Regions from separate parts of the Mus musculus genome. Here all the other regions are linked to region 1. The links are chromatin loops, found by intact Hi-C in ENCODE. Cell type or tissue: gastrocnemius. All regions are shown on one strand.

The links. Peaks named below come from ENCODE experiments on the same cell type or tissue, not always from the same donor. Only the 100,000 strongest peaks of a DNase experiment are listed, where the experiment ranks them.
Region 2: a loop joins it to region 1, with 2.8 times the contacts of the local background. A loop is called at or near these places in 11 of 42 quality-filtered maps.
Region 3: it touches region 1 in a loop (2.2-fold over the local background); 2 of 42 quality-filtered maps call a loop at or near these places.

Annotation. Positions count from the first base shown.
Region 1 is chr6:52,709,226-52,717,225 of GRCm38, reverse strand. It overlaps Tax1bp1 (Tax1 (human T cell leukemia virus type I) binding protein 1), which reads right to left and starts at 3,497. Exons shown (of 18, transcript NM_025816.3): 1 at 3,371-3,497. In gastrocnemius, no CTCF peak of the experiment used is centred here; DNase peaks (open chromatin) are centred at 2,879 and 3,491; H3K4me3 peaks cover 2,274 bases; H3K27ac peaks cover 2,758 bases.
Region 2 is chr6:52,833,131-52,841,130 of GRCm38, reverse strand. All of the region lies in intron 2 of Jazf1 (JAZF zinc finger 1), which reads left to right. Among named protein-coding and RNA genes, the nearest start is that of Gm52903, 29 kb to the left of the region's middle. In gastrocnemius, no CTCF peak of the experiment used is centred here; DNase peaks (open chromatin) are centred at 1,502, 2,227, 4,420, 4,727 and 1 more place; H3K4me3 peaks cover 1,158 bases; H3K27ac peaks cover 2,540 bases.
Region 3 is chr6:52,579,496-52,587,495 of GRCm38, reverse strand. The region is part of intron 4 of Hibadh (3-hydroxyisobutyrate dehydrogenase); the gene reads left to right. It overlaps Gm33047 (a long non-coding RNA gene), which reads left to right and starts at 7,683. Exons shown (of 2, transcript XR_377679.3): 1 at 7,683-8,000. In gastrocnemius, a CTCF peak has its summit at 3,016; a DNase peak (open chromatin) is centred at 2,970; H3K27ac peaks cover 391 bases.

The DNA.
Region 1 (8,000 bases):
ATTAAGTTTCAAAAAATCTGGGTGATAAATTACATTATATTTTTTTAACTCTCCATCACTTAGCTACAAAACAAGTAAAAAGGCAGTCAGGCGTGGTGGCGCACGCCTTTAATCCCAGCACTTGGGAGGCAGAGGCAGGAGGATTTCTGAGTTTGAGGCCAGCTTGGTCTACAAAGTGAGTTCCAGGACAGCAAAGGCTACACAGAGAAACCCTGTCTCGAAAAACCGTAAGTAAAAAGGCTTAATTTCTACCATTCACTTTAGAAACTCCAGGAGAAGAAAAAACAATGTGTTTGGAGGAAAGAAGGGGGTAATGAAAAAAACAGCAAAAGTCTTAATTTCATTGCTCCTGTTTCCTTTGTGTGCAATCAGAAATTTCAAAAATAAAGTCAATAAAAGAAAATAAAAAACCAAGCTAGTAACAAACCCCTGTGTCTAACTTACTTCAATAGAAAACACTGCATGAACACTTTTGTACCATAATTAAGATAAGGGTTGACAGCCATTGTTTTTAAAAACCTTCAATTACAAAAATAGGGGCCTATTTCTAGCACTTTGAAAATAGAGGCAGGCAGATCCCTGTAAGTTTGAAGAGGCCTGACCTACACATTAAGTTCCAGAGCAGCCAAGGCTACATACAGAGCAAGACCCTCCCTCCAAAACAAAAAACAAAAAAAACAAAACAAAAAACAAAAAAAACAAAAAACAATGTGTGTGTGTGTGTGTGTGTAAAATGTCTCCAAACTTAAATCCTAAATGACAGAAACATGTGAAGGAGAATAAAAATAGCCTGATGATTTAACAAGTCCCTTATTTACTCTTCAGTCTTCTGCATAGTTTGTAGAATAGCATAGCCTCAGAAAGATATTAGCAGCCAACTTTGAGGAGGCAGGAACAAAGACTTGTTAATCTGCACTCCTGAAGCCATCTCTATCTCCACCAGCCTTGATAGCTGGTTATTCCTATATTCTGCCCAGCTGTGGTTTTCTCTTTTGAGAAAGACTCGCTGTGCAACTCTAGTTGAGGCTGGCCTCAAGCTCACGACACTCCTCCCTGCCTCAGCTCCCAAGCGCTATAATCCCAGCTGATAAAATATCAGATCCAATTTAACTTAATTTTTGTATCTTTTAAAATACGTTCATTTGTAAAACACTGTTCTTGGCCCACAAGTATTAGAAGATAGAACTTTGTAATTTCTATTAAGGCTTATTTAGAACAATGTAAACTTTAGAGCTACAAGTGCAGAAAGCCCAAAGTTTACATACTAACAATCAGTCCAAAGAAAATACACCAACAAGCTTCACAGGTGAAGCAGGGCTTGGTTGAAAACACCTTAACATCAGCACTCAGAAAACAGGCAGAAGCCAGCCTGGTTTCCATGCAGAGCTCCAGGACAGCCAGGGCTACAACATAGTTAAGACCCAGCCAATAAATAAGTAAAAATAAAATTTACAGGTAAGTTAATTCTTCCAAGGAAATATAAATATATAGTTAGAACTGCATATAAAAACTTTAGCATCCGGCTGGCGAGATGGTTCAGCAGGTAAGAGCATTGACTGCTCTTCCGAAGGTCCTGAGTTCAAATCCCAGCAGCCAATCACCCATAATGAGATCCGATGCTCTCTTCTGGTGTGTCTGAAGACAGCTACAGTGTACTTATTTATAATAATAAATAAATGTTTGGGCCGGAGCGAGCAGAGGTCCTAAATTCAATACCCAACAACCCCATGAAGGCTCACAACCATCTGTACAGCTACAGTGTGTGTGTATTAAAATAAAATAAATAAATCTTTTTTTAAAAACCAACTTAGCATCCTAGGGGATGGAGCGCTGACTCAGTAATTAAGAGCACTTACTGCTCTTACAGAGGACCTAAGTTGGGTTCACAGCACCTACATGGTGGTTCACACCATCTATCACTCTAGTTCCAGGAGATCTGACATCCTCTTCTGACTTAAGTCAGATATAACCAGGCATAAAATGCAAGCAAAACACTCATACGCATAAGTCTAAATTTTTTTAAAAACAGCATCCTTTAAAGGTTACAATTTATAATTCCAAGATGTTATTTTTGTCCTAGAAAAGGTACTCAATGGTTACATTTCACATACATTTCACATACACGACTGTGATTCTAAGAGCAAATGGTATGCAGCTAATGTAATAACTTGAAAACAAATAATACAATACAACTGTATTTGAAATTTAACAAATAACAAAGACGAGGGGGAGGAGGTTAACCAGTCATTCCTAGCATAGTCAAATATATTCTTGCAGAAATCTAAGATAAGTTCAGGGCGTTTGCCTAACATTCGAAAGGGACATACAGAAATCCAATTTACCCCTGAGAAGAATAGAATGGAGGCGAGTCCTTGGCCTCAGCTTCTTCTCCACACCTAGAGGGTAACCTGGAGATCACAAACCCACTTAATCAACCCACTTTTAAGGAATGTTATTCAAATAACCATTTTCGAATGTTTTGGGATTGAACACTAAAATTTTAATTATATTTGTTCGTGTCCTAATCATGAATTTTTACCACTTGGCAAAAAGCAGCATACTTGGCAGATACTTAGCATTAAAATGTCTAACATACCAACATAACGATAAAGCCGGAAATCTATCATAGTCAAACGCCACAACGTTTTCCAACAAAACTTTCAGGAACAAATTGTACTTCATATTTCTCAACAGGGAAATACAAGCGAACACCCCAGCTACGTTCTAACAGTACAGTTTTCGGGCGATGAGCGCTAGCCAGAACACGTCTTGCACCTTCCGCCGGGTCCAAAACACCGGGGAGAGTCAGCAGTGGGTGGAGCGAGGGAGGCGGAGTCGTGAAATCAAGTCCAGACGACCACAGAGCGAAGCGATCCTCCCCAAGATTTCTTAAAGCCTTCTCTTGGGCACCAGAGGGGGAGGGCTGCTTTCCAAACAGCAAGACTCAACTAATCTCTCAGCCCAGGAGAAGCCGGAGATCAAGCCAAGCCAGGTAAACAGCCAAACCAGGCGACACAGGGAGTCCCCGCCTCTTCCTCCAGCGGAGACTCAAACCAAAACAACCCAACGGGTCCTCCCCGGCTCGCCGCGGCCTAGCGCGCCCGCCACCCGTCCCTGGCTTGTTAGACGCCGGGGCCAGCCGGGGCCAGCCGCGGCCTAGCACGCCCGCTCCCGCCACGCTTCCCACTCTACGGTCACCCCAAGCCCAAAACACGTCACAATCGCGGCCCGGGGGAAGCTCGTCCTTGGGAAAGAGAGCTTCGTCACCACGGAGACCGTTCCCAAAACTCGCCAGGCCCGGGTTCCAGGGCCGAGACGGAGCGCGAGCGCCGGTTACCTCGAAAGCACGCGGCCCGTCCGCAAACCTTACCGGTCAGGGCCTCCGCCCCGCACGCTACGCCGCGCCCCGAACCTCCGCGGCCACCACCACTGCCTCTCAGCGTAGACCGGCTACACCTTCTCTAAGCGGAGAGCCGGCGGTGCGTCACTTCCGCCCCAGGGAGGCTCGCTTCCGCCTCTGCTGCTGCGCATGCTCTGCGGCGACACGCCCCACTCGCTAGCTGTAAAGAGTCCTTTAGTGGTTTCCCTGACAGCTTTTTCCTCTGTGGCTTTTGGTCAGTGATGTAGTCACCTCAAAACACAGTCCGTTTGAAACAAATTAACTGACTTACCAGCGAAATGGGAAGGATCGCTCAGAGGCCAGGTGACCTGGGTCTTAAATATCAGTCTAAGCTAATACATGTTTCAATATATACAGAAGCCCCAAGAACTGTCATAGCTATCACGAATTGAACCATCATATTCCCGTGTTGCTATGAAACTAATGACATTTACCGTATCACCAGCGAAGAAAGCATAACATTAAACAGAACAATAATATACAAAACTCTAATTTCAAGTTCTTTCATTTTCCACACAATTCAAGTCCACATTGGCCTCCATAAGACAGGTTCTTAATATTTGCTGATTCATTTGTTTCTTATATATTGAAATTTTTTAAGTTGGGTGTCTGTGTGTTTGCTTGTTTGTTTGTTTAAATAGGGATCTCTTCATTCTGGTCCTCCAAAAGGAAAAATTACTGTTGAGAGACATAGGCTGTTGAAGCAAAAGTTAAGTTCGGCATTGTGGGTTTTAAAGAAATATTTATGATTAAGACGGTAGTGTATTCATGAGATAAGTAATATTCCAACACAAGATATGATGGATTTGAATAAAATACACTTGCTTCCATGAAGTTCCAATTCAAACTGCACATTTAACAGAGAAAGGTAAGCTATATAAGGCAAAAGTAATTTTAGAAATTTAAATTATTTTCACTTCCATATCACGATCAACCAAGTCTTCCTTTTGAGGTATTTCTTCCTGTGCTGCTCTAGAAAACAACCACAAGGGAAAGCAGGTCACAAAACCACAATGTCTATAATAATATAATGAAATTGAGATCTTTTGCGTTTCAGACACTTCATTTTAGTGCAACTATAGGGGAAAATGCCCTGGAGAGAGAGAAAGAGAGAGTGAGAGAGAGATGAACAGACAGACATCTCAGGGCATTTAACCACAAAGGGGCATTCTGTTGGTCAGGAGACACAGCTACCAAAATGCAGGGCAGGGTTTTAGTTTTTAACTTCATACAGAACCTCCTTACTGAGATTACTCAAGACCCCATGATTGCTCTCATGGCTGGCTGTGAGTTAAGGCATTCTACTGCTCCAGGGTGAAGACATCCTGTTACTTTTTTAACTAATTGATTTATTCACTTTACATTCCAATATTACATCTCCTCCCAGTCCCCTCTGCAGCTCCACCCCTCATCCCCTCTCCTTCTTCTCTGAGAAAGGGGAACCCCCCTGGGTATCCCACCACCCCTTACCCCCCCACACACACACACATCAGTCACTATAGGACTGGACGCTTACTCTCTCACTGAGGCCAGACAAGGCAGCCCAGTTAGGGGAACTGGATTCACAGACAGGCAACAAATTTGGAGACAGCCCCTACTCCAGTTGTTGGGGGACAGTATGAAGACCAAGCAAGCTGCAGGTCTGACAAACACATGCAGGGGGCCTAGGTCTGGTCCCACGCTCACTCTTCAGTTGGTGGTTCAGTCTCTGGAAGTCCCAGTGGTCCAGGTTAGTTGACGCTGTGGGTCTTCCTGCGGAGTCCCTACGCTCTCATTCTGTTATCTTTTAGACTTGGGCTTTATTAGGAACACTGTAATCAGGAATTTACAACGAAGCTGTACGAAGAGAAGCGGGCGGGGCTTGGGCTGTCTTAGGAAAACATCTAAGTAATCCATAGCATTAGAGCCTGCAACCTAGTATCAGTGGTCAGATATTAGCAGGCTTAAATCTTGAAAATGGACTTCTTCCACATAATTAGCAGTTTGTAAAACCAGGATTCAAAATTGCAGGCCTTTGATTACCATTTAAAAGAATGGGATCTGGGGCTGGCTGGGAGTATAGCTCAGTTGGTATAGTGATTGTCTAGAATTGCCCAGAATAAACAGGGTATGGTGGTGCATGCCTCTAATCCCAACACTCTGGAGGAGAGAGAGCAAAAGGATCAGAATTTTAAAGTCATCCTCAGCTACACAGTGAGCTCTAGGCTAGCCTGGCCTACATGTGATAAGAGTAATATCTCACTTTGAGCAGAGAGATGATATTCTGAACTGTAGAATGATCATAAGACTACTGTGTAGTCCAAGCTTTCTGCTAAAGAACAAAGACGTCTGCCGGGCAGTAGTGGCACACGCCTTTAATCCCAGCACTTGGGAGGCAGAGGCAGGTGGATTTCTGAGTTCGAGGCCAGCCTGGTCTACAGAGTGAGTTCCAGGACAGCCAGGGCTATACAGAGAAACCCTATCTTGAAAAAAAACCAAAGGAAAAAAAAAGAAAGAAAGAAAGAAAGAAAGAAAGAAAGAAAGGAAGGAAGGAAGGAAGGAAGGAAGGAAGGAAGAGAGAGAACAAAGACTTCTCTCACCCCCTTCCAATGGGCTGTCAGTCATCTGACCAGGATACCTCAGAAAAGCTCAGCAGGTAAGAGAGCTTGCCACTCTTGTAGAAGATGGGAGTTCTGTTCCCAGCACCCACATCCTGCAGCTCAAAGAGAACTGCGATCCTCGAGAAATGTGAGCACAGAAAGGAGTGGGGTTTATAAGCATGCTTTTATAGAAGGCACCTTTTCCTTCACATTGATAGTTATACATACCAGTTAAAATACATATATACTAGTTAGAAAAAAATCCGAATTGTAAGTCAACTCAGTTAATGAAATCAGAAAAACTGGGCTGGTGAGATGGCTCAGCCAGTAAGAGCACTGACTGCTCTTCTGAAGGTCCTGAGTTCAAATCCCAGCAACCACATGGTGGCTCACAACCACTCGTAATGAGATCTGACGCCCTCTTCTGGTGTGTCTGAAGACAGCTACAGTGTATTTATGTCCAATAATAAATAAATAAATCTTTGGGCCTGAGCAGACAGGGACTGAGCGAGCAGAGTTGACCAGGAGCAAGCAGGACCTATCGGAGTGAGCAGAGGTCCTAAAAATTCAATTTCCAACAACCACATGAAGGCTCACAACCATCTGTACAGCTACAATGTACTAAAAAAAAATAAAAAGAAAGAAAGAAGGAAAGAAAGAAAAAGAAATCAGAAAAACACTGTTCTAACACAAACCATAGTAAAACATGAATTTTCGGCAGATATTTTTATTTTTTATTTGTAATAGTTTCTTGGGGTTTTGGATCACATTTTTTCAATGAAGATCTTTATTTGGATTTTCACCTTGCTTCATTTCTTATGATAATGGTTCCTTGGGTTTCTAGACTGTATTTCTCCCCCCCAAAATAAATGCATATCCTCTTGATACTTAAATGGACTTTTAAGACAGTCTGTAAGAAGTGAAATACAGAATATCTGCCCGGTGGATCTCAGAATGTTTTGGAGTTTAAACAGGTATATTTTTATGTTACATGACATCCCATGGGGTCTGGAGCAGCAACCCAAAATCATAATTTTTATTTTTTAGGAAAAAGCATGACTAGTATGCTAATAATACATTAAACACACAGCAGTATCTCTTAAGTTCAAGACAGATTTTTCAGATCAGGTGAGGTCAAGTATAATAAGAAATGAGTCAGGTCAGGAAATTTAAGAGAATATTGTCACGAAATTTAAGAGAATACTTTATTTTTAATGCTTTTTGAAATCCCAAATAATGACTAAGGGCTGTAGCACTATTTAAAAACTAGTAAGAAGTAATTTACTGAGCAGCCCACAATACTTCTTGGGTAGTTTAACTTTGAAGAATTTATTTTTACAATTAATTTATTTAGATATTTTTATTTTGTCTTGCTATTTTGAAACAGAGTCTCACTGTTTAGCTTTGTCTGGCCTAGACTGTGCTAGGTAGACCAGGCTGGCCTCAAGATCTGCCTGCTGATCTTGTAGTGCTAGGATTAAAGCCATGCATCATCATACCCAGCTTGAAGAGTCTCCAAGTGGTTGTCCTGACCTACTGTGTACCGTTATCCTGGGGGTTGTTTGGGTTTTGTTTCATTTCATCGTGTGTGTGTGTATGTGTGTGTGTGTGCGTGCGCACGTGTGTGCATGTGTCTGTGTCTGTGTGCATGTGTGTGTGTGTGCATGTGTGTGTGTGTGCATGTCTGTGTGTGTGTGTGTGTGTGTGTGTGTGTGTGTGTGTGTAGGCATGCCACGTAGTACATGAAGGTCAGGGGACAACTTTGTGGAGCTGGTTCTCTCCTTCCAACTTTCTGTGAGTTCCAGGAATTAAACTCTGTCCTTGAATTTTCACAATAAGTGATTTTACCCACTGAGCCATCTTGTCATCCTCTGTCCCTTTGCTCCCCACTCCCAAAATAAGAACTTGGTCAGGAGTGGTACTGGTCTGTTATCCACAGTACTGAGAAGGTGGAGATCAATATGGCAGAGTCCATATTTCACAGCTGTATAGGCATTTGAAACATTAACAGGATTTGAAAA
Region 2 (8,000 bases), 120 kb before region 1:
TTTCTTCGTGCTCCTTCCACTGACCGGGAGCTAGCCCATCCTGCCAAACACGTTGCCTTCCATGCCTTCCTTGGTCTCCCAGAGCTCACAACTGCTGCAGCGTTTTCCACTGTATAAACCTAGCCACTAAATCATGTCACTGTGGTATTAATTTCCTTCCCTAGGCTGAGGATATGCAAATACGCTAGGCTTAATCCTCATCACCTGTCCCCTGGCTGGGGCTGCCAGCAAGCAATGAGGGGGCAGCAGGCAGCAAGCAGAAGTGGAGGAAGGACCATAAATGTGGCGGCGCCAAGCCTGGGTTGGGCTGCCCTTCTTCAGCAGACCACATCTGCTGGAAAACCGCCATTCCTTCCTGGCTGCCTCAGCCTCCCAGTGGGAGATAAGCCGAGCTGGGGACCAGTCTGGCAGCCAGATTCCAGCCTGGACGAATGGTGTGTGGCTGACTTGGGATGTTTGGGATGGGTATGCTGAGCTACACCGCAGCAGCAGCTGCCCTCTTCTAACCCGGGCTGTTGACAGGTCCTGCTGAGAGCCCTTGTTCCTGAATTTAACAAATCTGGAAGCTCAACATTTTCATTTTGAGTTTTTATTTGGAAGTGTCATTTTATTGGAACCAAAATCTCTGGTCCGTTCCCCTGAGGACATACTGATCTTGTCTGAAGCACTGAATATCCTCTGGGTGAAGGTGCTGCCAGGCCCCAGGCTCCCAGCAAAACTGCAACCTTGCCCTCAGACCCCTGCCTCCTTGGTATCCTTGTAGTCTCTCAAGAAAGCCTGTTAAATGACCACAGCACCATGAAAGGATAGTTTAACACAGACATTTCTTCAGTTTCATTGTGGACTGCCTGGGTAAGAGTTCCTGTGTGTGAGATGTCTATCCACCTCTGTGAGTTGGCTAAAGCATGGGTCTCGTTATGATTCAAGAGGTTTATAAATGACCCTACACTGTATAACTTCACTACAAGGGAATATATGGGATAATGTTCCACATTGCAAGTGAATGCTTTCAGCTCATTGATGGAGTGCTTTCTTTGTGCCTGAGGCCCAAAGTTCAGTCCCCAGTACTGGAAGGAAAAAAATTAATGCTCTTAACTGTTAAGAAAACTAATTCAGTACCTTTTAATACTTATGCTGACTTAAAACTATTTGAAAGACAAGTCTCCTGAGAGACTCTCAGACTAGCTGTGGGGGCACGCAGCTGTAACCCCAGAAGTCTGGAGGGCCTTTAGCTCAACACCACCTGGGCTATAGCTATAGCAAGACTTGGTAGAAGAAAATGAACAAAAAGGTTATTTATTGATTGTTTGCTGATAGTCAAGCAGACTCCAAGGCTCACAGTGTGGCCTGGGGAGTGCCTCTCCATCAGAGCCACGGCCTTCCTTTGTTTTCTTGTCACTTTCTTGACATTTGCTCGTTTTTATCTCTTTTGATTTATGTGCATGCATATCGGTGAGTGTTGCGGCAGATGCGTGCAGAAGAAGGCTTTAGACCCCCTGGAGCTGGAGTTGCAGGCAGTTGTGAGCTGCCAGACACGGGTGCTGAACTCAGGTCCTCCTCCAGAGCTGTGGGTTCTCTTAACCCCAGAGATGTCTCTCCACCTCCCCACCGCCACAATTTTATCTTTACAAGTAGCTTTCTTTCAGCAATGTTTTATATCAACCCCATCTAAAATGTTTTAAAATCAATATAAAATGCCCTTTAAAAATCCATGCTAAGTTCCTTAAAACACTTGAGAGAGCCCCTGCATTTTCCTAAGTTGCCACTTCATGAGAATGAGACGTTGGCTGAGCAAGTCTCAGCTGTGCCCACACAGTTGACTTCTATTTTCTTCTTCTCCCTAACTAGCCTTCCTAAGCCCAGGCACCGTATAGTCTCTGAGGGATCAGTCAGAGCCTGTATTCTTCCAGACCTTAAGAACTGTTAGGACATCGACAATAAAAAACAAGTCAGTCCCCTAAAGCTCTGCCATGTCCTTTGAAGACAGAAATTTACATCCCGAACAAGCCAGCAAAGGAGGGTTTTCCTAAGGCTTTTTTTTGGGGGGGGGGAATAACCAGTGCCAGCCTGCCCTTAGGAAACATCCTTCCAGTGAGCTCTGCCTCTGGGCTCTAATAATCGTGATATCCCTCGCTTCCACTTCTGCTGATGAAAAGCCACGCTGGCAAGAGGCTGACAGGCTTGCGGCCTGCAGAGGGCGCTAGAATACCATATTTTCTGAGACAATCCTTCTAAAAATCAGAAACTGGGAAACTACAGAAGGGGGAAGGGCAAAGCCTGAGGCTTCTTAATGCTTCCAACAGTCAGACCGACTGCTTGCAGTCTGGTAAACAGGCTAGGAATTGTGGGCAAGGCCTTTCCCTGCGTTTTGCACCAAGTGTGAGATCAGATGACTCTGTCCGGACTCATTACTTTCATAGCCTAGAGCTAGTTCACACAGCAGCAGGAGTCCACCAAAAAGGCATTTAATTAATGAAATTGAAACTGGTACTTATAACTGCTGATTAGTAGTACTCAGGGTTTTTTTTTTTTAAGTATTTCAAGTAATTTATAAAGCACTTACATAAATAGAAAGCTTTAAATGCTGATATTCCATAAAAAGTAAATAAAAATATTTTTATGCATTAAGACTTAATTAAGTGTCATGATTTCATGTCACAGATTTAAAACAGGGCAGGTGAGACCTGCCAACATTACTACAGCTGCGTTTTACATGCGGAAAGTAATTAAAATGGTCGTTTATGTCTTTTTCCACTTACGGGTATTTAGAGTGCTTGGTATTACACCATGTATTTTCCCAGCAATCATATCGTGGCAGTGTATCTTAGCAGCCGATACGTTTGTTGTTGGTGGAAAGGTGAGGGGAACATTGGTCAGATGAGAAAGCTGTCCTGCACCACTGAGAATGACAAGGACTTCTTCCTGCGAGAGGCCCTTGTTTCTGTTCACATTGGCCTCTTTTTTCCGTATGAACAAAACTTAATTAATTTTCACAAGAACAGTTTTTCCTTCTATTGTCAGGAAGAAAAACAGCAGAAGGCAGAAACTTGCCTGCCCGGTCACGTGACCCCTGAGTATGTAGACCTCACCCTGTGTGAATGAGTCCTGTTTGAAGCTGGTCTGTTTCTCTTGTTTAGCTAGGAATGTGCTAACCTTAAATGGAAGGAAGACCCACCCTCAGGAAGTTGAGTGGCAGTTAGCAGTGGGAATAATGTCCTGAGTTCACACATCAGAGCTGAACTGCAATTCTCTGGATAGAACGGAAACAGATCTATCACTGTGTACTTATTTACTGCTGTTATTTATGTTAACAATCATAGTAGAATTATTACTTGATGAAGTTTTAACGATGTACATAATTTTGTGCCCCAAGAGGCATCAGCCACCACGAGAGGCTGAAGTCTCAAGATCAAGCCGAGGTCCCAGCACTTTAAAACATCCTGAGTGTAATGTACAGCAAGTGCTAGGTGAGTCCAGGGCACTTGTCATTCCTCCAGCACGGCTTAACGTCTTTTCAAGCATTCAGTCACACCTGTGAGTTGTCCCGTTGCTTGGATTGTGTGAGCAGCAGTTGAGGATTCCGAGGTCACACAGTTACATAGAGTGGGTAGGACAGCCTTCATAGTCGCTTAGCAATCACCTATTAGGAACAAGGAGTGAATTTTCCTCTCTGCCTCTCCTTAATAGCATTGTAACAACGGGGCCTATCTCTAGTGTTTCTGTTTGAACTAGTCAACTAGTGATTATTTACAAGCAACACAGATACAACTGGACCGCCAGCCGGCCACCTTCCTTTTCCAGCTGTAACCTCCTCGTACCTGTGCCCTGAGCTTGCGGTCCAGCCTGTGAGCAGGGCGACGCGTTGTCAGACAGTGAAGACAGCGTGGGCCACTCGTGTTCATGGGATGATTGACAGGCTTACTTTTTCACTTAATTTTGGAGAAATTAAGTCATTGTTCATTTTTAAACTCCTCACCAATTGGAGAATGAGCGAACTTACATTTTTTTTTAATCCCTCACTGAGGTTAGCTCCATAAAATGTCCAGCTTTCATTCCCATCCCTAACTCCCAGATCCAAAATATGCCCCCATGTTCAAACATTGTAATTCTGCAAAATATAATTTTCAAGCCTGCACCAACGAGGTGGTCTCCCCCCCCCCCACCTTGGTTAGCATTTAAAATTGCTTGCCTGTGTTTCAGTGCCACTTCCTTCACTTATGGAGCAGCTGTCCTGGAGTCAGCTCTGTAGCTTCAGAAATCCCAGCTCTGTGTGCCTGAGAAAGAGGAGTCTGAGGCAGAGGGCTGGCCAAAGGACCTTCCGGGGGCAGAGAGCTGGCCAGAGGACTTTATGGGGGCCATGTTTAGACTGTTCGCACTAATGAAACCTGAACCAGGCTCAAGCACTCCTTCCCAGCAGTCTCTGCCATTCCTCACAGTTCACAGCACATCAGTGCAAACCACCAGATGCCACGGTCAATCCCACTGGCTGTATTCTGCCCCTGAAGTTATCGCCATTCTGCTTCGAGGTTCTACTCCTTAGCTATTTTTTTAAAACTACAGCGAACAGGTAATCTATAGTCAATTCATACAGAAAAATGGGAATTTGCATTGTTGGCAAAAATCGCCACAGCTCTTCTCAATGGAATAGCCAGGCAGCTGCTGGCAAGTCTGTCCTCAGATCCCACCGCTCTGGGCAGCAGCACATGCTCAGTGTTACTTGGCGAGTCAGTAACACAGTGTGCATGTGCTGTAGCATATGGGCCGCGCCATTCCTCCTCTGCGTACGCTGCTGACAGCCCTCCTGTGCTGACGATACTGTAGAGATGCCGGCCACATGACCTCTGCCCTTCAGAAGTGAAGTACTGTTAACATGTATAGGAAAACAGAAGTGACTGAGTGCTGAATTCTGTGGCTGTCTTGGGTTGGAATTGGTGCTCACACACGGAGGGAAGTGTTGCTAGTGTGCAGATAAAAATATTACTTGATCCAGAAAGTAAAGAATCACTAGGATTTTTTATTATTTAACTAAACGTGAAGAAGAAACCCTAGCCTTAGTTCAGATGCATTTGCCAATATTGCAGTAGCAAATCATAGCTAGATCTCCATGAGAAGCATTTGGTGACTGTTCCTCACGCGCCCCAGAGCTCACTGGAAGGTGTCCCACTCATTGTAGCCACTCAAGAACCTTGCATGTGCCTGGAGGTGGTAGCACATGTCTTTAGGAAGGATAAAATACTTGGTATACCATTAGTAAAAACAGCTTATACCCTGGCAATCATGACCAAAAAGTCCTACTGTGTGGGGATCCTGAAACAGTCTTCTCAGATTCCACTACTGCTTAGAAGACACCTTGGGGCTTCCCACCACTGAGTGCCCTGTGTCGTAGTGAAATGTCTGCCAAGAGCTGGTTTGTTGCTGCATTGCTACTTTCTGTCCTGAACTCTCTGTCCCTTGAAGTCTCTGAAAGCTGTGTGTGTGTTCAGGCCACAAATCTTGAATAATTTGAGCTCACTGGTATCCATGTCACCCTTTAGCCAATATTCTGCAGGTATAAGTCTGTATTGGTGACCTTCTTTGCAGCTAATGTATCCTAGCTTTGAAACAAAATGTCTCCTCCTCCTTGCTTGCCTGCCACAGGACTCAGGAGATGCTATCCTGTGGAGATAGTCTCAAATCAGTGCTAGCCTGTTATACTTGAAGACCCCTGTTGCTGTACAAGTTGGATTGGTTTGGTTTGGTTATTAGCTCATTGCTTTCCCACGCCTGTTACAATTCACTGTCAGAGTATTTAGGTGAAAGTATTCTTTGCTAGAAAGTGCTCCGGATTCAGAAAGAGCATTTCAAACACTCACATTTCTTTTTCTTTTTTTTTCTTGTTTTTTTGAGACAGGGTTTCTCTGTGTAGCCCTGGCTGTCCTGGCACTCACTTTGTAGACCAGGCTGGCCTCGAACTCAGAAATCCGCCTGCCTCTGCCTCCCGAGTGCTGGGATTAAAGGCGTGTGCCACCACGCCCAGCTTTCTTTTTTTTTTTAATTAGGTATTTTCTTCATTTATATTTCCAATGCTATCCCAAAAGTCCCTCATACCCTCCCCCACCCACTCCCACTTCTTGGCCCTGGCATTCCCCTGTACTGAGGCATATAAAGTTTGCAAGACCAATGGGCCTCTCTTCCCAATGATGGCCGACTAGGCCATCTTCTGATACATATGCAGCTAGAGTCAAGAGCTCCTGGGTACTGGTTAGTTCATATTGTTGTTCCACCTATATATAGGATTGCAGATCCCTTTAGCTCCTTGGGTACTTTCTCTAGCTCCTCCATTGGGGGCCCTGTGAGCCATCCAGTAGCTGACTGTGAGCATCCACTTCTGTGTTTGCTAAGCCCAAGAATAGCCCCACAAGAGACAGCTATATCAGGGTCCTTTCAGCAAAATCTTGCTAGTGTATGCAATGGTGTCAGCGTTTGGAGGCTGATTATGGGATGGATCCCCGGGTATGGCAGTCTCTAGATGGTCCATCCTTTCATCTCAGCTCCAAATTTTGTCTCTGTAACTCCTTCCATGGGTGTTTTGTTCCCAGTTCTAAGAAGGGGCAAAGTGTCCACACTTTGGTCTTCGTTCTTCTTGAGTTTCATGTGTTTTGCAAATTGTATCTTATATCTTGGATATTCTAAGTTTCTGGGCTAATATCCACTTATTAGTGAGTACATATCATGTGAGTTCTTTTGTGATTGGGTTACCTCACTCAGGATGATGCCCTCCAGGTCCATCCATTTGCCTAGGAATTTCATAAATTCATTCTTTTTAATAGCTGAGTAGTACTCCATTGTGTAAATGTACCACATTTTCTGTATCCATTCCTCTGTTGAGGGGCATCTGGATTCTTTCCAGCTTCTGGCTATTATAAATAAGGCTGCTATGAATGTAGTGGAGCATGTGTTGCCACCAACAGATTGGAAAAGGATTTTTACCTATCCTAAATCAGATAGGGGACTAATATCCAAATATATATAAAAAACTCAGGAAGGTGGACTCAAAATCAATTAACCCCATTAGAGAATGGGGCTCAGAGCTAAACAAAGAATTCTCACCTGAGGAATACCGAATAGCTGAGAAGCACCTGAAAAAATGTTCAGCATCCTTAATCATCAGGGAAATGCAAATCAGAACAACCCTGAGATTCCACTTCACACCAGTCAGAATGGCTAAGATCAAAAACTCAGGTGACAGCAGATGCTGGCGAGGATGTGGAGAAAGAGGAACACTCCTCCATTGTTGGTGGGATTGCAAGCTTGTACAACCACCCTGGAAATCAGTCTGGCGGTTCCTCAGAAAATTGGACATAGTACTACCAGAGGATCCCGCAATACCTCTCCTGGGCATATATCCAGAAGATGTTCCAACACTCACATTTCTTGTCTGGAGCTTCTTCCCTGCCTTCCCTGGCCTGGAATAAGAAAGCTTCCTTATTACTCTAAGTCCCTCCCCCGAGCCTCCATCCACAGGGTGTGAATCAGTGAAGCCCTCAGACAGGTGACAGGACAGTATAGTAAGGAGCAGATGAGCCTGAAGAGCTAGATGATACCATTCAAAGGGCACCAAACCCTTAGCATATTTTAAGAGAAGACATATAAAACACCAAAGGGCCCCCTGTGCTGACCTAAAAATCATTATACCCCCTACACACACACACGCACGCACACGCACACGCACCCCTGCCTTCCTCAGGCAGAGTCGCTTCTTTCCATCCTAGTCATTAGAATGAGGATTCTTTGCTTCCTAAGATTACATTGGCTATAGTCCCCTCACCCAGTGCAGCAGCCTGGGGTGCATCTCACTCTATCATCCCTTGCACCCTAAGTTCCCTTGGTTTATTTTAAAGCTCCATTCTTTCAAACATGATCATCTCTGCTCAGTTGGTTGGCTTTGGTTTTGATGTTTTGTTTTCTGTCAGATGCTTAAGATTGGACCAAGGCCCCTTGAACTGTTCTCACAGAGCCGA
Region 3 (8,000 bases), 130 kb after region 1:
TAGCCATTCATTATGTTCTTTTCTTAAGTTTTCCAATTTTAAAAAGTTGTTTATTAATGTTTTTGCATTTATGTATCTGTGCCTGCATGGGAGATCAGAAGAGAGTGTTGGGTCCCTTGAGGCTGGAGTAATAGGCAGTTGCAAGCCACCCAGTGTTGGTTCTGGGAATCAGTCCAGGCCTGCACAGGATCGGATCAACAAGCACTCCTAACCACGGAGCCATCTCTCTGGCCTCAGTGGTTGCTCTTCTAATACGAGTTGCTACTATCATGGTTAGACTTGAAGAACATAGCATTTCTGGTTTGTAGAACTAAGTGGAGCCTGTATCTGGGACTATGAAAGAATTAGGGATGCCTTTGGAATGCTGTACCTCTGAAATATAGTATCAGAGCTCTAAAGAGGTAGAGGGGGTTAATTAGATGCTTTAAAATCCGAAAATTGGTCCTTGTTGTGTACAGTACTTATTCTGTGCTGGCTTTTGGTTCTGAATGGGAAACCTGGGTTCTGACTGCTTCTGAAAGAATCAGAAAGGAAATGTTGAGATGGTTTGGAAATTAGGAGACTTCTGGTTTTGCTATTTTAAAGTAGAAAGAGTTACATAGGCAATAAATTCTGATCATAGAAGAGAGAGCAAAGTATTTAATTCCAGTGAGGAAGTGAGTTAGTCATAGTGAGTGGTTACTTACACTGAAAATCTGGAACTGGGTATGGTGACTCATGCCTGGAATCCCAAGTGTTCAGGAGGCTGAGGCAGTAGGACCACTAGCTAGTTCTGAGCCTGCCTGGGCTAAGCAGTGACATCAAAGCTATCCTGGGCTACAATAGTGAGATCTTGGGGGCAAGGAGAGAAAAGGGGGTGTGCTCTGACAGACTAGTTCAAAGACTAATCTTAGTTTATTGAGACTTCTCTGTCCATTATTAAGTGTTGAGAAGAAATATTTTAAAATATCCTAAATTATTCCTAATGGAAATATAAGCTTTTGTAATTTTTAAAGGTAATAAGAGAAATATAATTTACCACAATGGAAATAAACTTTGCCCTCTTTTGAGTATGTGGGTAGGAACATCCCATGCTGGTATAACCAGTTCATTAGATAAAAACACATCTTTTCAGTGTAGCCACATTACTTAATGTAGTCACAGTCCCACATTTTAAAATGTCACTTTGTAGGCTAGATACTTATTCCTACAGTGCAAATGGTAATAAATATACTTATGCCTTTAAATACATTTGAAATTTTTGCTTTCAATTTCAACTTACATAATTCTCTCTAAACTTTAGTCTCTGAAGAGTTAAAAGATGTTGACTTTTAAAGTTACTTAAATTTTAAATTACACACCTTTAATCCCAGCACTCAGGAGGCAGAGGCAGGTGGATCTCTGAGTTTGAGGCCAGCCTGATCTACAGAGTGAGTTCCAGGACAGCCAGGACTACACAGCGAAACTATGTCTCAAAGGGCACCACCTCTCAAAACAAACAAACAAACAAACCAAAACTAAAATTACTTAAAGATGAGCACTTGAAAAGCAGGTACCAAGCAGTTTGGGTTTAAGTTGAGCATAGAGGTACCATGCATTCCTCTCATTTGATCAAGACAGGGTAGAAACAAAGAATATAAGCTCTTGGGCTTATCATATATCATATGTAATTTAAAGGAATTTTATTATCCCTAGAAACAAAATTAGAGAGTTGTGAATTAGTGAAACTGTCTTAGCAAATAGAGTGATCTCATGGTATATTTTAAGATGCTGCATTCCAATTTATGATAAATTCCTTGCCTGGTGTAATTTCTTACCCATTTTCCAAGTTCACTTAGAAAGTGAAACAAACAGAAACCTGGCAGTAGCAGCAGCATTGATCCTCTAGTCCCTAGGTCTTTAAAACTCAAGTGTGACTGTGCAGTCAGCAGTGAACGGCTGTGACTGCTACAGTAAGGTTCTTGAACAGTCCTACTCCACTTACAGGCTTTGGGGAAATGAGGTCCAGATAGCCCTTTAAATAATGCTGGTTGTATAATGTTTGTATCATTTTGTGACTGGCAGACATTTATATAGGTCCTTTCTTTCCTAACTGCTGGACTTAGATTGTGGAAACTGTGAATGTGAAAATAAAGCTACTGATAAGCTCATCTTTTCCCCTTCTCAGTATATTTAAGTGTATAATTTTATAGTGACATTTTTTTGGGCCATTGTGGAGTCTCCCCTCAATTATCTTTTGACTGGAATAGAAATAGTTAAGTGACTTTGAAAACTTACTTCCCAAGTAATCTTCAGATCAGTGATTAGTTAGAGTGAATCATTAAAGGGAAACGAGAGAAACCTCAATTTAAGGAGTGAGGTGAGGTGTGTGTAGAGGGTTCATGTACAGGAGACAGTGCAGGGGAGAAAGGAGTTTAGAAAGGGAAGGAGCCAAGATGAACTTCATGTGGTAAAAAGTCTGTCCTTGTTTTAAAATTTAAAATTGGATATTAGTAAGTACTACTGCAGCTTTATTCTAATAATTCCATTTTTGTCATTAAAATTTAAGTCTCATATTTCTGGTAGTAAAACGACCTCAGTCAAATGTAGGAACTCTGCAGCTTGAACACCTCTCGTGTCTGATTAGAAGGTTTTGTATTGTAATTAATTTTCCTCTGAGCTCTGTGTGGAGAACAGGAACCCACTGCAGAGAGGTTAGAATACCGTGGAGTTTAGCTGCTCTGCTTTAATGATACAAGGGCTAGCAAAGCAAGAATAAATGAGGTACTTTTTGGGGAAGAAAAAAATGTGAACTGACTGTCAGTATGAGACGGGTTCTAGGAGCACTTAGCCAGCAGTTACAGGGCACACTTGAGTAATTGGATTTGCATAACAAGGCTTGCCGAAGAGATCTGACAGCATAGAGATTTGTCTAGCTGGAGAGCTCCAGATGGACGTGACCACGCAGCAGCTGGGCGGCACGTTGCTCAGCATGGACAGCACCGCCCAGACTGGCAGCTGGACCCTGGCGACTGCAGGGCTGTGGCAGGCCAGCTGGTGGCTTCTGACAGCCAGTGGCCCTGTTAGAGAGCCTTTTCATAATGGCCTGTCAGGGTACTGGACCTGCAGGGACTGGCAGGACAATGTCACAAGTCACCAGTGAGGGCTGTTGAGCTGAAGTCCCAGGGAAGTAGAGGTGCTCACTGTTGCAGCCACAAGGCTAGCACCTCCTGGTGTGATAGCTCCGTGTCCTAGGGAGACTGTGAGGATCAGTGGGACAGAAGTGGACACATCTTGTGATGCTTGTCTTCTGTCCTTGTATATTTGCAACAAAGGCATAGTGTTCATGAGAGAAAACATGTTTAAAGCATACCACACATAATACACATACATAGAACATGTACAGCATAAACTGTCACAAGGGTCATCAGTCCATTCAGGTGACTTTCCCCAACTCTGTGTCTAGGTGGATTCTATTTGTGTGGAGAAAATAAACCATCCATCTTCTCAGATTTGAATCAGCTTGGAAGAAGGCTAGCCTTGAGACTGCCATCAGTGAATTTTACATGTGTACTTCAGTTGAGAATTTTGCCATCTTATATAATTTTTCCTCTAAACTATCTGACAAAATACCATAACTTACTTTAAGAGAGGAAAACTGCTTAATAAAATGAAAGTTTTGCTAATCTAAGCCCCAAAGCTTTTGGTGTAACGAAATTCTAGTGAAACAGAAAAGCTCATATACTTCCTTAGACTGTCAGTAGCATTTCATCTGGCCCCCTTCTCTCTCTCTCTCTCTCTCTCTCTCTCTCTCTGTGTGTGTTCACTCTTTTTCTTGTATTTTATTTAGTCCTTATGTTAGCTCAGAGAATTAGACAGGGTGGCAGATAAAATATCTATTTTAATAGAATGAAATGGGGACATAAAGATGGCACATATGCATAGTTGCCTGGCTAGTTGTGAAACAGCCTACCTGCACTTGATGACACAGGGAGTGGTCCAAAAAACGCCACAACTTTTAAACCTTTAAATTGACAAAGGTGTGTGTGTGTGTGTGTGTCTGTATTAGCAAGGGCTGGGTAAATACATAAATTTATAGACAACTTTGGGAATGCAAAATATTTCAGCCAAATCAAAAAACAGTTTAACAGTATGTATCAAATGTATAGAAACACACAATTGACTTAGTAATTCTGTTTCTAACAAATTTATCACTACGTTAGGAATGCATATAAATATTTAAGTGATATGGATGAATTTTTAGCATTAAAACCCCAGGCCTCACATACACTGGGCAAGCTCTTTAACTGCTGTACTCTACTGTCCCTAACTCTGAGAATACTGGTTCATGATGTGCTGCTACCCATAGCCCTTCCTTTAGATGGACCATAAAGTCACAGCCGTTCTCCTCACAAGACAGTGAGCCTCGTGAAAGGAATAGTAGGCACTGCTGTCTCTAAGCATGAGTCAGGATGGCCATCTTGTAGGTTTTGTTGTTTGAGTCACGGTCATATGTAGCCCAGGATTGGGCTGTAGCTTGAGGTGATCTTGAACTTCTGACCCTCCTGCATCTCTCTCCCAAGTGCCGAGATTACAGGGGTGCAGTTCCGTTTATGTGGTGCTAGGGATCAGCCCCAGGGCCTTGTGCACACTAGACAGCCGTTCTATGAGCTGACCTGCGTTTCCAACCCCACGTTGTGTTCTTGGTTCAGATACAGTTTCATTTAAGAATATTCGCTGTAATTAAAATGGTATAAAAAGCGAATTGGGAAAATTAAATTTGCCTTCAATCTCAGAATTGACTGGGGTCATGCTAAAAAAAAAAGAATATTCGCAACAGAGGAGTAATCAGGGTTAGGGTTAGGGAATTATTTTATCAAATTTTGAGTTTGAATACATCTGCTCAGTGTTCTCTGTGATGAAACGACACATGTGCACCAAGGTCTTCCGCTACCATTGATACAGCGATGTAATTGCAAGCTAAACTGGAGGAAGTTTTTTTTTTCTTTTGGTAGAACATCATTTTACTTGTAAAAATGACAAATGAGATCTGATATAAAGACCTAGTAGAGCTTTTAATTCAAAGGGAAAAAATGTTGATATATTTCTTCTCAGTTGTAAAATCCAGTTTGTCCAAGTGAAAAATTATTTGAAACTCTTGTGTCTGACTGTGATTTTGAGAGCATCCTGAAATGTTTATGACCTGCTGGGAAGTGTAATTTAAAAACACAAGTTCCTCATACTGAGTAATAGGAATTTTTGAAGTTTTTATCTAACCCACCAACTTAATAAATTTCAAATGGTCATTATTTGGTTATTGTAAAGTAGACTGATTTTAATGTACCAGTACAGAAATCCCCTAGTAGTACTTTCAGATCCCATGTTGTAGCTAGCTCTGCAGAGACCAGTCAACAGATTTTGGTTTGCTGTCAAGGACGAATAGCCAGTGTTTGGAAAAGCTATTTAAGTGCTGCTCCCTCTTCTAATGTTGTCTGTGTTCCCTGTCTACTCACCCAGAGCACTCACACTTAACCTGCATTAAAAAATAACCCAACTGCCTTCCACTATGCCTGAGCTAAAGAGGGTTGTAGTTGTGAACTAGTGCTCTCCGTAAACATTTCTATTGTTGTGGTGTAACATTTTAAAAATAAAAACATGTGATCATATTTTAAGTAAAGGAAGAGAAATAGTCTAAATTTTCCTTAGTTTTAAATTCTAGTGTTATAAATTTTGACTGGATATGTATAACCCATGTGAACAAAGAGGCTTTGGGTTCCTCACTGGTAAATAGTAAAATGAAGGGGTCCCAAGACCAAAATATTAGGAAACATTGGTATAATTTGGTGATGACTTGGAAATAGCTCAAATGTCCAATAAGAAGGAAATAATTAATTTTCATTATGACTTAATATAAATAAATACTTGACATGGAAAAACTTGTTTTTGTGAAACAGGTCTCATGTGGCCTCAGCTGGTCTCAGACTCACTACGTACCCATGTCTGACATTAACCTAATTTTTTTTACTGTATTTTTTGTTAGGTTGTGAAAATAGGTTATAAGATTTGTTAATTCAACTTAAAATAATTATTGTAAATATATAATAGGCTTATGGTAATGTTAAGTGTTTTATACATAATTGGTGTACATAATTTTATAATATTAGTTTTCTGTGGCGAGGAAGGTAGAAAAAGGCATTGTAAGCCAGGCCTGGTGGCACATGCTTGTAACCCAGCACTTCAGAAGTAGAAGCAGGAAGATTGCGACAAATTCATGGCCAGCCTGGTACACATGGCAAAGTTCCAGGCCAGGCAGGGTACTTAGTAAGATCCTATTTCAAAAAAAATGTTCAAAAAATTTTTTAAGGGGGGGGGGGAAAGGGTGTGTGTGTGTGTGTGTGTGTGTGTTTAAGAGTAAGTGTGTCTAAACGCTTGCCTGGGCTTGATCTCTAGCACCGCAAAAGGCAAATGAATGAATGAATGAATGAATGAATGAATGAATATTCAGCTGCATCATTAGGTATCATTTCCTCCTGGCTTTTGACAATAATATTCTGTATTAGTTTTGTGACACTGGCTAGACTACTCAGTCTGATCCCTTTTTGTGCTGTTTTATAAACCAGGACAATGGTAGCTACCCTTCAGACTCATTGGTGGGTTAATTGAGGCCTCTAATACCATTCGTTATATATATTTTCCTCTGTCATCTCTTAGCTGTAAAACACTGTGTGAAAGTAATGAGTGTGTAACACTTGGTGGCTCAGAAGCTTTTTAAAGTCAGAATGGGAGACCTTTGAAAACATGGGGTATTTGAAGTTCACTTTACCATGGAGATAGAAGAGTTTTGTAGAATAATAGCTGTAATATAGAAAGGAAATGTCACTATATAAATAGAACTTTTTATAAATAAAGGTAAACAGCCAGGTGGTGGAGGTGCACCTTTAACACCAGCCCTCAGGAGGCAGAAGCAGTCAGTGTCTGAGTTCCAGGCCAGCCTGGTCTACAGAGTGAGTTTCAGGACAGCCAGAGCTACACAGAGAAACCCTGTCTCAAAACACCAGCAGATAGACAGGTAAATAGATAAATGTAAAGTAAACTAATATTTAACAGGCTTCAGTAAGTCTTAGACCAAGATCCTAGCTAAGGAGCGTTGGCAACTGATAGCTGCTGGAAGAAGGGAGAGTCTGTTTGCTTTAAGGGTGTGGCCCCTGGGAGGTAGACTATTCCAGGCCACAAATCCAAGACTGAATGAACATCGCAAATTGAAGGGTTTTGAAATCAAGGCTAGTTTGGGCTACATAGCAAGACAAACCAACCCCCACCCCCACCCCCACCCCCACCCCAGCAGCAGGACCAGCAGTTCGAGACCACCCTGGGTACATAAAAAAATAAAAAAAGAAATTTAACTCCAATATTATACAAAAGTAATGTGTAAATAAAGAGGTAATTACTTAATTTACTTCTGTTGACCATTGGGTAAGAACTTTATTCCTGTACGTCTTGCTTGTCTAGAAATCACAGTAAAAATGGAGTTTCAGAAATGAGCATAAGATTTCATTTATACACAGATTTCATGAATTATGAGTAGATAATATATTATGGAATAGTTACTATTAATAGTGGAGCTCCTGCTAGCTCATCATTTGTTCTGTTTATTATTATTATTATTTTTTTAGTTTGTGTGCACTCCATACTTGACACACACACAGAGATGGGAGGGAGTGCGGGGGGTGGTGGGGGAGAGGGGGAGAAAGCAAGCATGCACCTTTTGGCCAAACTTTACTTTTAAATACTTCAAGCCTATGTTTTCTGAAAAGAGGCTCCATGTAACTGCAAAACTGATCTTCCCAAGGCATTAGCTGGTTGTCTGGTGTTAGTGGGGAGACTTCAGACTTGCATTGCCTACTTGTTCCCACACGGAGCCGGGCTTTTGTGTTTTCTTTCGTCCTGTGTCTGACAGTAGTTAGTGCATTGCATTTGGTTTTAGTTTCTTCATTCGTCTTTAATCTAGAACAGTTCTGATGCTTCATCTGTTAAAAGAAACT